Regions from separate parts of the Homo sapiens genome. Here region 1 is linked to region 2. The links are chromatin contacts, found by Hi-C or POLR2A ChIA-PET in ENCODE. All regions are on one chromosome and are shown on one strand. Each heading gives the region's core, a stretch centred on a gene start or an enhancer-like site at or near the end of the contact. The rest is flanking DNA. Distances are from core to core; before and after follow the strand shown.

Region 1 (5,112 bases), core at 1,985-4,484, 1.9 Mb after region 2:
GCCCCACAGGGGCTCTGAGGCTTCGAAGTGGAGAGCTGTGAGCCAGCCTTGAGCTAGGGATCCTAGCAGATGGTTGCTAGCATGGACAGAGGAAAAAGCAGGGACTTCAAGATCAAGGTCACACCGGCCCCAGTTTGAGTTCTGCCTCCATTCTTGGGCAGTGGTGGCCTTGATCATGTTACCTAATCTCTGAGCCTCACTTCTACTGTTTTTCAAATGAAACTATTAAAACAGAATTATTACCAAAGCAGATTTCACTGAAAACAAAGTTCATTGTGTGTAGTAGTTGGAAATAAAGCTAGGTTCAAACCCCGGCTCTGCCACTTACTGGCTCCTTTGCAGGGACGGTGTAGCACCCCAGAACTACACATCCCTGCCACCTTCCCTGCACACCACCCTGTCATCTTGTCATTTTTACTGTTTGGCCCTCCTTTTCCCGAAGCAGGGGGAGCAACTTGAAGTGGTATCAGAGAGCGCAAAAGAAAATCTTGCCCACCTTTACACAAGCACCCACGCCCCACTGCCCCTCCCCCAGCAGGCCATGCCTGAGACCACAGTGGCCACACCCACCACCCTCGGCCCACCAGCAGCTCAGGTCACTGCCAACCCCACAAGTGCTCACCCTGAGCTGGCACCAACCTCAAGCGCTTCCACCCCCTCCACCCAAACACGTGCCGCCAGCTTTGAGCCAGGCTTGTAACCAAACCCTGGCCCTGGGTTTGTGCTGCAGATGTAGGGAGGGGCTGGCAGAAGCCCAGGTGCACATCCAGATGTTGTTTCTAAGGTTTCCTTGGCGTTCTCCCTACCAGCTGTGAAGCCGTATTCACTCCAGCTTGCAGGAGTGGACAAGCAGGTACTCCCCTCAGGGGCGGCGGGGCCCTATCTGGAGGGAACTGGTTCCTCTTTGTCCTAGGGGGGACATAGAGTGAGAGGGGACAGGGAAAAGTGGGACCCTGCTCTCTCTCTCTCTCTTTTTTTTTTTTTGAGATGGAGTCTCCTCTGTCACCCAGGCTGGAGTGCAGTGGCGTGATCTTGGCTCACTGCAACCTCTGCCTCCGGGTTTCAAGCGATTCTCCTGCCTTAGCCTCCCGAGTAGCTGGGATTATAGGCGCCCGCCACCATGCATGGCTAATTTTTGTTTTGTTTTGTTTTGTTTTTGTTTTTTTGAGATGGAGTCTCACTCTGTCACCCAGGCTGGAGTGCAGTGGCGTGATCTCGGCTCACTGCAACCTCTGCCTCCTGGGTTCAAGTGATTCTTCTGCCTCAGCCTCCCGAGTAGCTGGGACTACAGGCTTGCACCACCACGCCTGGCTAATATTTGTATTTTCAGTAGAGATGGAGTTTCACCATATTGACCAGGCTGGTCTCGAACTCCTGACCTCATGATCCGCCCACCTGACCTCATGATCCGCCCACCTTGGCCTCCAAAGTCTGAGATTACAGGCGTGAGCCACCACACCCGGCCAATTTTTGTATTTTTAGTAGAGACGGGGTGCCTCCATGTTGGCCAGGCTGGTCTTGAACTCCTGACCTCAAGTGATTCACCCACCTCGTCCTCCCAAAGTGTTGGGATTACAGGTGTGAGCCACCACGCCCGGCCCCTGCTCTCATGACAGGAGGCCTGGCTGGGCAGGGTTCTTGGCCAAAGATACAAGAATATGGCCCCGAGCTGAGAGAGGTATCAAGATCACCTTCTCAGCCATTTTTTTTGCAGGCCCATCCAGAACCATCATTTGTAGGAATCCCCTTAGCTTCTTGCACAGCTGCTTGAACCTCAGGGAACAATATCACTACGGGGAAGCCAAGGTGATTGTGTCCATCCACCACGAGGCCCCCGAACCAGGCAGCAAGGCTTCTAGAGCCAGCATCACATAGTTCTGGCCTGTCCCCAGGAGGACTGGCAACTGGGCAGAGAGGTCCAAAGCCTCAGGCTGCTTACAGCTGTTCTGACCCATGGCCTTGGGAGGGTCTCACTGAGTGGGTCACCTGCCTGCACAATAACCTCACAGGCACACAGCCCTACGGCTAGGAACCCCACCTTGCAACAGCACCTGGGAGGTACTTAAGAGTGGAAGTCACCACACCAAGTCATCAGCCACCATGGAATGTGAGAGTTTCCTGCTACATCACCCAGAAAATGCCTCTACCCTTGACCCATATGTGATATAATACAGTTGACCCTTGAACAACATGGGTTTAAACCACACGGATCCACTTTATATGTGGATTTTTTTTTTTTTTTTCTGAGACAGAGTTTTGCTCTGTCACCCAGGCTGGAGTGCAATGGCGCGATCTTGGCTCACTGCAACCTCCGCCTCCTGGGTTCAAGCAATTCTCCTGCCTCAGCCTCCCAAGTAGCTGGGATTATAGGCTCACCACTGCACTCCAACCTGGGGGACAGAGTGCCTGCCACCACGCCATCATGTTGGCCAGGCTGGTCTCGAACTCCTGACCTCAGGTGATCTGCCTGCCTTGGCCCAAAATGCTGGAATTATAGGCATGAGCCATCACACCCGGCCTATATGTGGATTTTTTTTTTTTTTAACAGTATTCTCAAGATTCGAAACCTGAGTACAGGGAGGGCCACCTTTTTGGATTTGTGGGCTCCACAGGCCAACTGCGGGACTTGAGTGTGCATGGATTTTGGTATTCCCAGGTGGTCCTGGAACCAATCCCCAAGTATGCCAGGGGACAACTGTACTTTGCCCTCCGTTGTCGCCTGTGTCCATTGGTGCTAGGGACAAGGCCCCTGCAAAATTACGAAGTGACATTGATTTCAATGTCATCTGCCCCAGTGAACTAACCTCTCATCCTCTTGCTTCATTAAACCTGTCCCTCCATTCGAAGCCACCCTGGGCTAGTCCTTCCTGGACATTGACCTCAGCATTTATATTCCAGTTTTTTATCCAGTCCTCTAAGGCCAGGCTCACTCCACCCCTCAAGGTGACAGCTAGGTAAAGTGATAAAGTCATTTCTACTCATCTGGTAGTAGGAGAGGGTTTGTGGAGAGGGTTTGTGGTAGCAAGAGAGCCCCAATCTCCCTCCCAGGTACTGCATCCGCTTGTACCTGCTCCTAGCCCAAAGCAGTCTGGTAGACCTGCCACTGGGGCGTCCCCTTGTGTAGACAGCTGTCTCCTCAGCCTTCCTGTGAGGGATCCTCCCCACTCACCACGCAGGGCCCTTCCCTCTCTGCACTCCCTGACCTGTGTGAGGCAGGGGCGGGGCTGGGAGGGCCAGCAGGCCCCGAAGGGGAAACTGCTGAAACCCCTGGGACAGGAAGTGGCAGAGAAGGGCTGTTTCCGCTGGCAGAGCAGGGGTGCGGTGAGAGCTGGCCCTATCTCCTACTCCACTGCCTGTCTGCTGTGGGCCCTGGGAGGCTGGGGAGAGGTGAGAGTCCTTTCCCTGTCTCCCTCCCAAAAAAGTGGAGGCTTTTAGCCCACCGGACTGGAGGGAGGGGAGGGCTCTTTCAGAGGAGGCCATCTTCATTTTGCAAGGAGAGGAATTCCGAGAGGAGGGCAGAAAGGTCAGCAGACGGGAAGGGTGGGGCAGGGCAGGTGAGTGTGGAGTGAGGGAGGCCCATGGGGGCAGCGGAAAACCACAGCTGGGCAGAGGACCCTTCTGTAAGCTTTTGTTCTGAGGGTAAATGATCAGGACCATGCCTGCTAAGAACTGTGGGAGATGGTAATGCAGTTGATCACTGCCTGTCTAAGTCATAGGGCTAGACAGGCCCTTAGGTCACCCAGTCCAACCCCCTCATTGTGCAGATGAGGTAACCGAGGCACACAAAGCAGAAGTGACCTGCTCGAGGTCACATCATGGGCAGAACTCACGTCTCCTAACCCCAGCCCAGGACCTTCTTTCTGATGAGAATCTGCTGAGTTGTATTTGGCATCCCACACCTCCCTGCAGGCACCTCCATCCCCAAGTGCTCTGTGACATTCTTCTCAGAAATCAACATGATGGGGTGGGTGTGGTGGCTCACGCCTGTAATCCCAGCACTTTGGGAGGTGGAGGTGTGAGGATGGCTTGAGGCCAGGACTTGGAGACCAGCCTGGGCAATATAGCAAGACCCCATCTCTGAAAAATAAATAAATACAAATTTGAAAAAATATATATTTTTTTGAGATGGAGTTTCACTCTTGTTGCCCAGGCTGGAGTGCAGTGGCACGATGTCGGCTCACTGCACCTCTGCCTCCCGGGTTCAAGCGATTCTCCTGCCTCAGCCTCCTGAGTAGCTGGGATTACAGGCGCCCACAACCATGCCCAACTAATTTTTTGTATTTTTAGTAGAGACGGGGTTTCATCATGTTGGCCAGGCTGGTCTCAAACTCCTGACCTTAGGTAATCCACCCGCCTCGGCCTCCCAAAGTACAGGGATTATAGGAGTGAGCCACTGTGTCTGGCCTAAAATAAATTTTAAAAAAGAAATGAACTTGGTGAATTTATTCACACTGAAGCCTTTAGTCCAGCATTCAGCAAACCTTTCCTACAAAGAATTGGTTGAGCCAGTTTATTTGAGACCAACCTGGACAACATGGCAAAACCCTGTCTCAACAAAAAATACAAAAAGTTAGCCGGGCACGGTGGCGTGCACGTGTAGTTCCAGCTACTTGGGAGGCTGAGGCGGGAGGATTACTTGAGCCTAGGAGACAGAGGTTACAGTGAGCCATGATTGTGCCACTGCACTCCAACCTGGGTGACAGATCAAAACCCAGTCTCAAAAAATACATATATTAAAAAATCACTATATGTCAGGAAATATTTTTCTTTTGATTTTTCCCAATCATTAAAAAATGTAAAACCCATTCTTAGCTCATGGGCCGTCTAAAAATGGACCGCAGGGCTGGGTTTGGCACATGAGCCATAGTTTATGAACCCCTGCTTTGGTCTAAGAAGTAAAGCTAAGGTGTCATGAGGAGGAGGAGAGAGTGTGCCAGGTGGGGAGGAAGCAGGGAAGGCTTTGAAAAGAAGGTGACATTTGCTTCAGATCTTGAAGGACTTGTGGGCATTGGGCTTGCAGAAGTTGAAGAAGGGCCTGTCAGGCCTGGGGGACAGTGTGAACACAGGCACGGAGGTGGAGGTGGGGAAGGCACTGTGGAGGTGGGGAAGGCA
Region 2 (5,145 bases), core at 942-3,441:
TTCAAGAGATAGGCAACTCAGATAATTAAAAGCAGGGAGCAATCAGAAATACTGAACAGCAAGCAGTTCCTAAACCATATAAATTCAATAAGTTCAAGACAAATAAAATAAAAATCAGAAACCATTTTCCCCTCAGCACACAGAGTTCCCCAGAATCACAAACTTGATGAACTGGAGGCACTCACTCTGCTGACGCACACACGCAGGCTCGCGCACACAATGGAGCGAGAAGCATGGAGACCCTCAGAGACAAACTTCACATGTGCATCGTTTTACTCTCCACAGAATGGAAAGAAGAGCACGGTGAGAAAATGTCACTTTTTCCCAGATCAAACAGCAAAACTGTACTTAGTATTGTGAACTATGAATTCCCTTGATACAATCAAAGGCAGAACTGAATGAATGGGGTGTGGGGCAGGGTGCGTGGGGAAAAGAAGGAGGGAAGGAGAGGGGAGGCCGCCTGAGAGGAAGAAAGTTTAAGGCATTTTGCAAGGCTTGAGTGGATTAATCTTTTTTTTTAAGCCCTACTATTTCCTATTTCCCTTTCTCTCTCTCTCTTTATTTAATATACACTAACTTCCTGAGACTCAACCCAGACTTGCCCTAAATGCAGCTGAAATGTCTGGTGTTTAGGACACACCAAGAGTTCTAGGTGCACAAATAAATCCCATTTTGGGAAAGAATTTAAAAATCACTTTTGTGGACATTCATAAAATGAGAACACTGAAAAAAAAAAAAAAACTCCATGTATCAATAAGTAAATTGAGGCCCCAGTCTACAGCTCTTTGATTTCTACTAGAAATATAAGCTATTTACTATAAACATTTTATTTTTGAACTTCAAAAAAGTTTGTTTTCACATTTTAGATCATGAAAGACTGAGGCTTCAGTGGTTTTAGCCCCTAAATGGGTTGTTTAGGCCATCTAGCAAAGGAAAAAAAAATAGAACATGAATGCTTTAAAAAGTTAGTAAATTTGGATAACACTTAGCAGATAGCCTAAAATGCACCGATTTAAAAACATAACAGCATAAAAAGTTTTCTGACATAGCTTATCTTTAATAAAATGAAAATATAATGGGAGGGGGTTGGGCTGGGTAGACTTCGAGTAACAAGTTGGGTCCCATGCAGTAGTCCCTTGTCCAAGACAAAAAGCTTCCTTTAACCACATGTAACAGTCATCTTGTGGGAAAGGCACGGAGGGGGCTGAGAAGTCATCACCTCAGTGACTCTGAACAGAACCAGCATTTCTCACGCCACACTATGGGCTGGGCTAGGTCGGGGAGCAAGCTACAACTTTGCCCTTAAGCAGCAGTACCGAAAGGGAGAAAGAGGTCACCTCTCTCTTAGCCCTACGCACACAGGAAGAGCCCAATTCAAGCCGCCGCCGCCGCCACCCCTGGTGTTGCCCCGCCCCAACTTGAGTGTGTGTTTGGGGTGGGGGGTGTAGGGCACTCACTACTCGCGTTATACCCCACAAATTCCAAGGCACTTCCATCTCTCCCAGGTTAAGTTCCGCCCCCCCATCCCCAACCGTGCCAAGCTCAGCAGGCGCAGGTGTCTGTGGCTCTGGCCTATTTTTATACCCCCAACCGCCCTCAATCTCCACCTAGTTGCGCGCTCCAGTCCCGCCTCGCCTTCCCAGCGAAGAGCACTACCTAGCCTACACACCAGGAAACACCTCCAGCCCTACTCCCAGGTCACCTGGCCATAGTGACCGGCCCTGCCCTCAGGGGAGCCCTGGGGCCGTCCCTTGTCGCCGGTGCCCAGCACCGAGGGCGCACCGGGCTCCCAAGCAGTCACGTGGGCGGCGGGGGCGGCCTGCGCTTCCTCACCTGCATCCCAGGCACTTGGACAGCCACCGGCGAGTGGGCCATGGAGGCGAATGCTGCCTCGCTCCGCTTCTGCGGCGGTGGCGCCTTGGGTTCGGACTGGCTCCTCCCTCCGGGGGTAGTTCGGCGGCCCTCCCAGGCTTTTCGATCGGGGCCTGGGAGGACACACAAAAGTGGGGTTACTGGGCTGGCGGCGCGTAGCCCGGGGCTAGGAGGTGGGCTGTTAGCGGCGCAGCTCCCTGGGACTCAGTCTACCTTTCTGGCGCCCGCCCGCCGCTGAAGCAGCCGCCTCCGCTGCTGCTCCTCTTCCTGAACGCCGAGCGCTGTGAGTGGTGGTGGCTGGGACCTGGGCTCGAGTGATGCCGCTCCTCTGCGCCTCGCCGCTTTAGGAAGAGGAGGTGGAGGCGCCCCAGCCACCCGCCTGCTCGCCTGGCCTGGGAGGCGGTTGGGGGCGGTTCCGCCGTTGGCCCTGCCCCCGCCCCGCAGCCGGGCGGTGTCGCGGGAGCCAAGGCTCCAGGCAGCGAAGAGGTTTGGCTGGGGTTGCTGGAGTCTGAGAAGCTGGAGACTCTCCCGGCACGCGGAGAGGAGAACCCGGGGACCCGGAGACCTGGGACATGGCTGGGCCTGGGAAGAGAATGGAAGAGTTTGGGAAACCCTGAGGGTATGAGGGCGCCCCAGATGCGGCCACGTTGCAGGGAGGCGTGCGAGGCTGGGGCACACGCAGCCTCGGAGACGACTTGAGCTGAAACTTGGGGAGTGTTGGAAGTCTTTCTTGGCTCCCCGGCCTGGCCAAGGGTAGGATTACAGATAGCCGCGGAGTCGGTGGACCCCCGCTTTTTCCCGCCATCTGGTCTCCTCAGCTGGGGGTCGCGCCTCTGGGCAGATCTGTGGCCACACTCTTGCTTTCCGAGTTCCCTGACCCCAAACATGCTTCAGGTGACTTCAACTTAAGGTTCCCCCTACCTCCTGGGCTATCCCTTGCAGAACGGCCAAACTAGGGCTTCTCTCTACCACAAGTTCTGCACGTGTAAGGCAGAGGGAAATTGGAAAACAGATGGTACATCGGCAGAAAAATTAATGAGGATAGTAGAGGCTTGGGAAATGAGATTGGATCGTTAGCAGTACAGGTTATTGAAATCAGCATACACTGCAGTGGTTTTGGTAACTCCCTGCCTCCGCCCCATTTTAAGTTCTACTCCAGGAGAGGGAGACAGGCTCTTTTGAGAGTACTCTAACAGTAGCGACAGTAACACTGGTAATAATAGTAACAGGAATTTCATTATGAAGGCACCTTTGGGAACACGTAAGGGGTTAATTACTTTTTAAAAAAGTAATAGTCGAGTGCCAGTTTAAAATGAAGATGAAGTTCCTTACCTTGAAATTTGTTATGGGTCTCTACGCACCACACGGTGGGGGGCCTCTAGTGGTAAAAGATAGTTTCTCTTCTTCCTTTTAAATCTTTTTCAGAGAATAGTATATAATTCTTATCAATATCGTTATTATTAATGGATATTATTTTCATTGTGCCAGGGACTGCTAAGTGCTTTCTATGTGTTATTAATACCTTACTGAACCTGTACAAGGGCCTTCTGGAGTCTTATTGATTTCCCCTCATTTTACAGATGAAGAAAAAGGCTCAACCAGGTTAAATAATTTGACCGAAATGTCACGCAATTAAGAAGTGGTACAGCTGGGAATTCAGACGCAGGTCCCTCTGACTGGTGATAAACTTACTACTTTCTCTATGGTTTCTGTTTGTGTTTAATGATGATAAAAGGTACAATTGCATTTTCCTTACTCCTAGTTCCCCAAGTCCAGCCCTTCACTATTTCTAACCTAATGTTAGGCTCCAATCTAGTCTCGATTTCCCACCAACCCAGCTCACAACATTGCCAGCCTGACCGGAAACCTGCAGTGCCACCTAAACTTTTAATGTCCATAGAAATCCGAGGGTTCTTTTGCTCCCTCAAAAGCGCAGATTTTTATCTCCCATGTCTGGACTGGGCCCAAGATTCTGCAATGCTAACAAGCTCTCACATGGTGATGATGTTTAGATCACACTTTTAAGTCGCAAGGGTCTGAATCAAGCTCCATCATTTAAGACCTGTCTCAAATCTCACCTCCATTGACCCTTCCTAGTTGCTCCAAGCCCTCCTTCAAACTCCTCCAATGTGAGCAGCGCTCACACTGTAGTTCTTTCTTCTTATTTCATATATTTCATTTGTTTTGTGTGCCCATATTAGGTCCTTGAGGGCAGAGATCCAGCCTCTCTTACATGAGAATGATTCAGGTAGGATGGCAGGAGTCTGAGGGCAAGCTTTTTATACATTTTGTCCATTGCTGTATCCCCAGAGACTAGGTTCATGGCATGTAGTAGGCCCTCAATAAATAATTGTTGAATGAATGAATGAACTTCTTTTGAATTCTCCACTGAGGTTACTAGGTGCATAATGTATACACTATATATTTTATTGATGTCAGGTTAAACCCCTAGGCATTGCCCTTACTGAACATTTAAATTGTTCAGTTTATTGTGTGTTACATCTTTCATTATTTAGTCTCCAAAATTCTTTCCTGCTAGTTTAATTTCACAACTACTTATGAGCCAGTTGTATAATTTTGATAGATAAGTAAATTAAGCATATCAGAGAAATGACTTTCTCTGACATCATTCTGGGCCAGAGTTATGTAACTATGTGGAAGAATAAAAGCTTAATGCTGAGACCTGGAATATTGAGACATTTCCTGAAAGACATTGCATTTGAGATCTTAGTGAGCTTTTTAGCCTTTATTTAGGTTTACTGCTATTAAATAAAGCATCAGTTGTTGTTATAATTGATAGAGATCACTTGAGTTTTTACATGGGATTGCTTGTGGGCTTTTAAATGATTTTTCCTGTGTGTGTGTGTGTGTGTGTCTGTGTCTGTGTGTGTGTGTGTATCTATAAATTAAATCTTGTGAAGGTGTCAACATTTGAAAACAATTCAAATTTTATGAGCATTAGAAACTTTTTTTCCACTTTGAACTGGATTATTTCTCAAATTCTTAAATAAAATGACAAGAAATTCAAGTACGCTTTTGTTACACACACACACAAAGGAAACTTAAATATTTTACTTCAAATTGTCAGCCCAGGCCAGGCGTGGTGCCTCACCCCTGTTCCCAGCACTTTGGGAGGCCGAGGCGGGCAGGTTACCTGAGGTCAGGAGTTTGAGACCAGCCTGGCCAACATGGCGAAACCCCATCTCTACTAAAAATACAAAAATTAGCTGGACATGGTGGTGTGTGCCTGTAATCCCAGCTACTCTGGAAGCT

What was found. A loop is a pair of places that touch in the nucleus more often than their neighbours do. ChIA-PET counts read pairs that join two places held with the same protein, here RNA polymerase II (POLR2A). Pooled maps may share reads with other maps.
Region 1: a map with no recorded cell type shows a loop between it and region 2 (11-fold over the local background). The contact joins the enhancer-like site here to the promoter of STK26 in region 2. A Hi-C loop is called at or near these places in 3 of 37 single-sample maps with no recorded cell type and 10 of 50 pooled maps. POLR2A ChIA-PET finds 5 or more read pairs at or near these places in 1 of 52 experiments (activated CD4-positive, alpha-beta T cell).

The regions. Positions count from the first base shown.
Region 1 is chrX:130,090,438-130,095,549 of GRCh38, reverse strand. All of the region lies in intron 1 of ELF4 (E74 like ETS transcription factor 4), which reads left to right. Among named protein-coding and RNA genes, the nearest start is that of ELF4, 18 kb to the left of the region's middle. RefSeq lists a silencer at 3,816-3,865. Within about 2 kb of position 3,234, at least 18 of the 41 ENCODE cell types and tissues checked have a DNase peak (open chromatin) inside an H3K27ac peak, as active enhancers do.
Region 2 is chrX:132,020,348-132,025,492 of GRCh38, reverse strand. STK26 (serine/threonine kinase 26) reads right to left here and starts at 2,191. Exons shown (of 12, transcript NM_016542.4): 1 at 2,086-2,191; 2 at 1,834-1,985. The coding sequence starts at 1,875. RefSeq lists enhancers at 1,510-1,579, 1,549-2,096, 1,950-2,109, 2,560-2,609, 2,097-2,643 and a silencer at 2,150-2,399.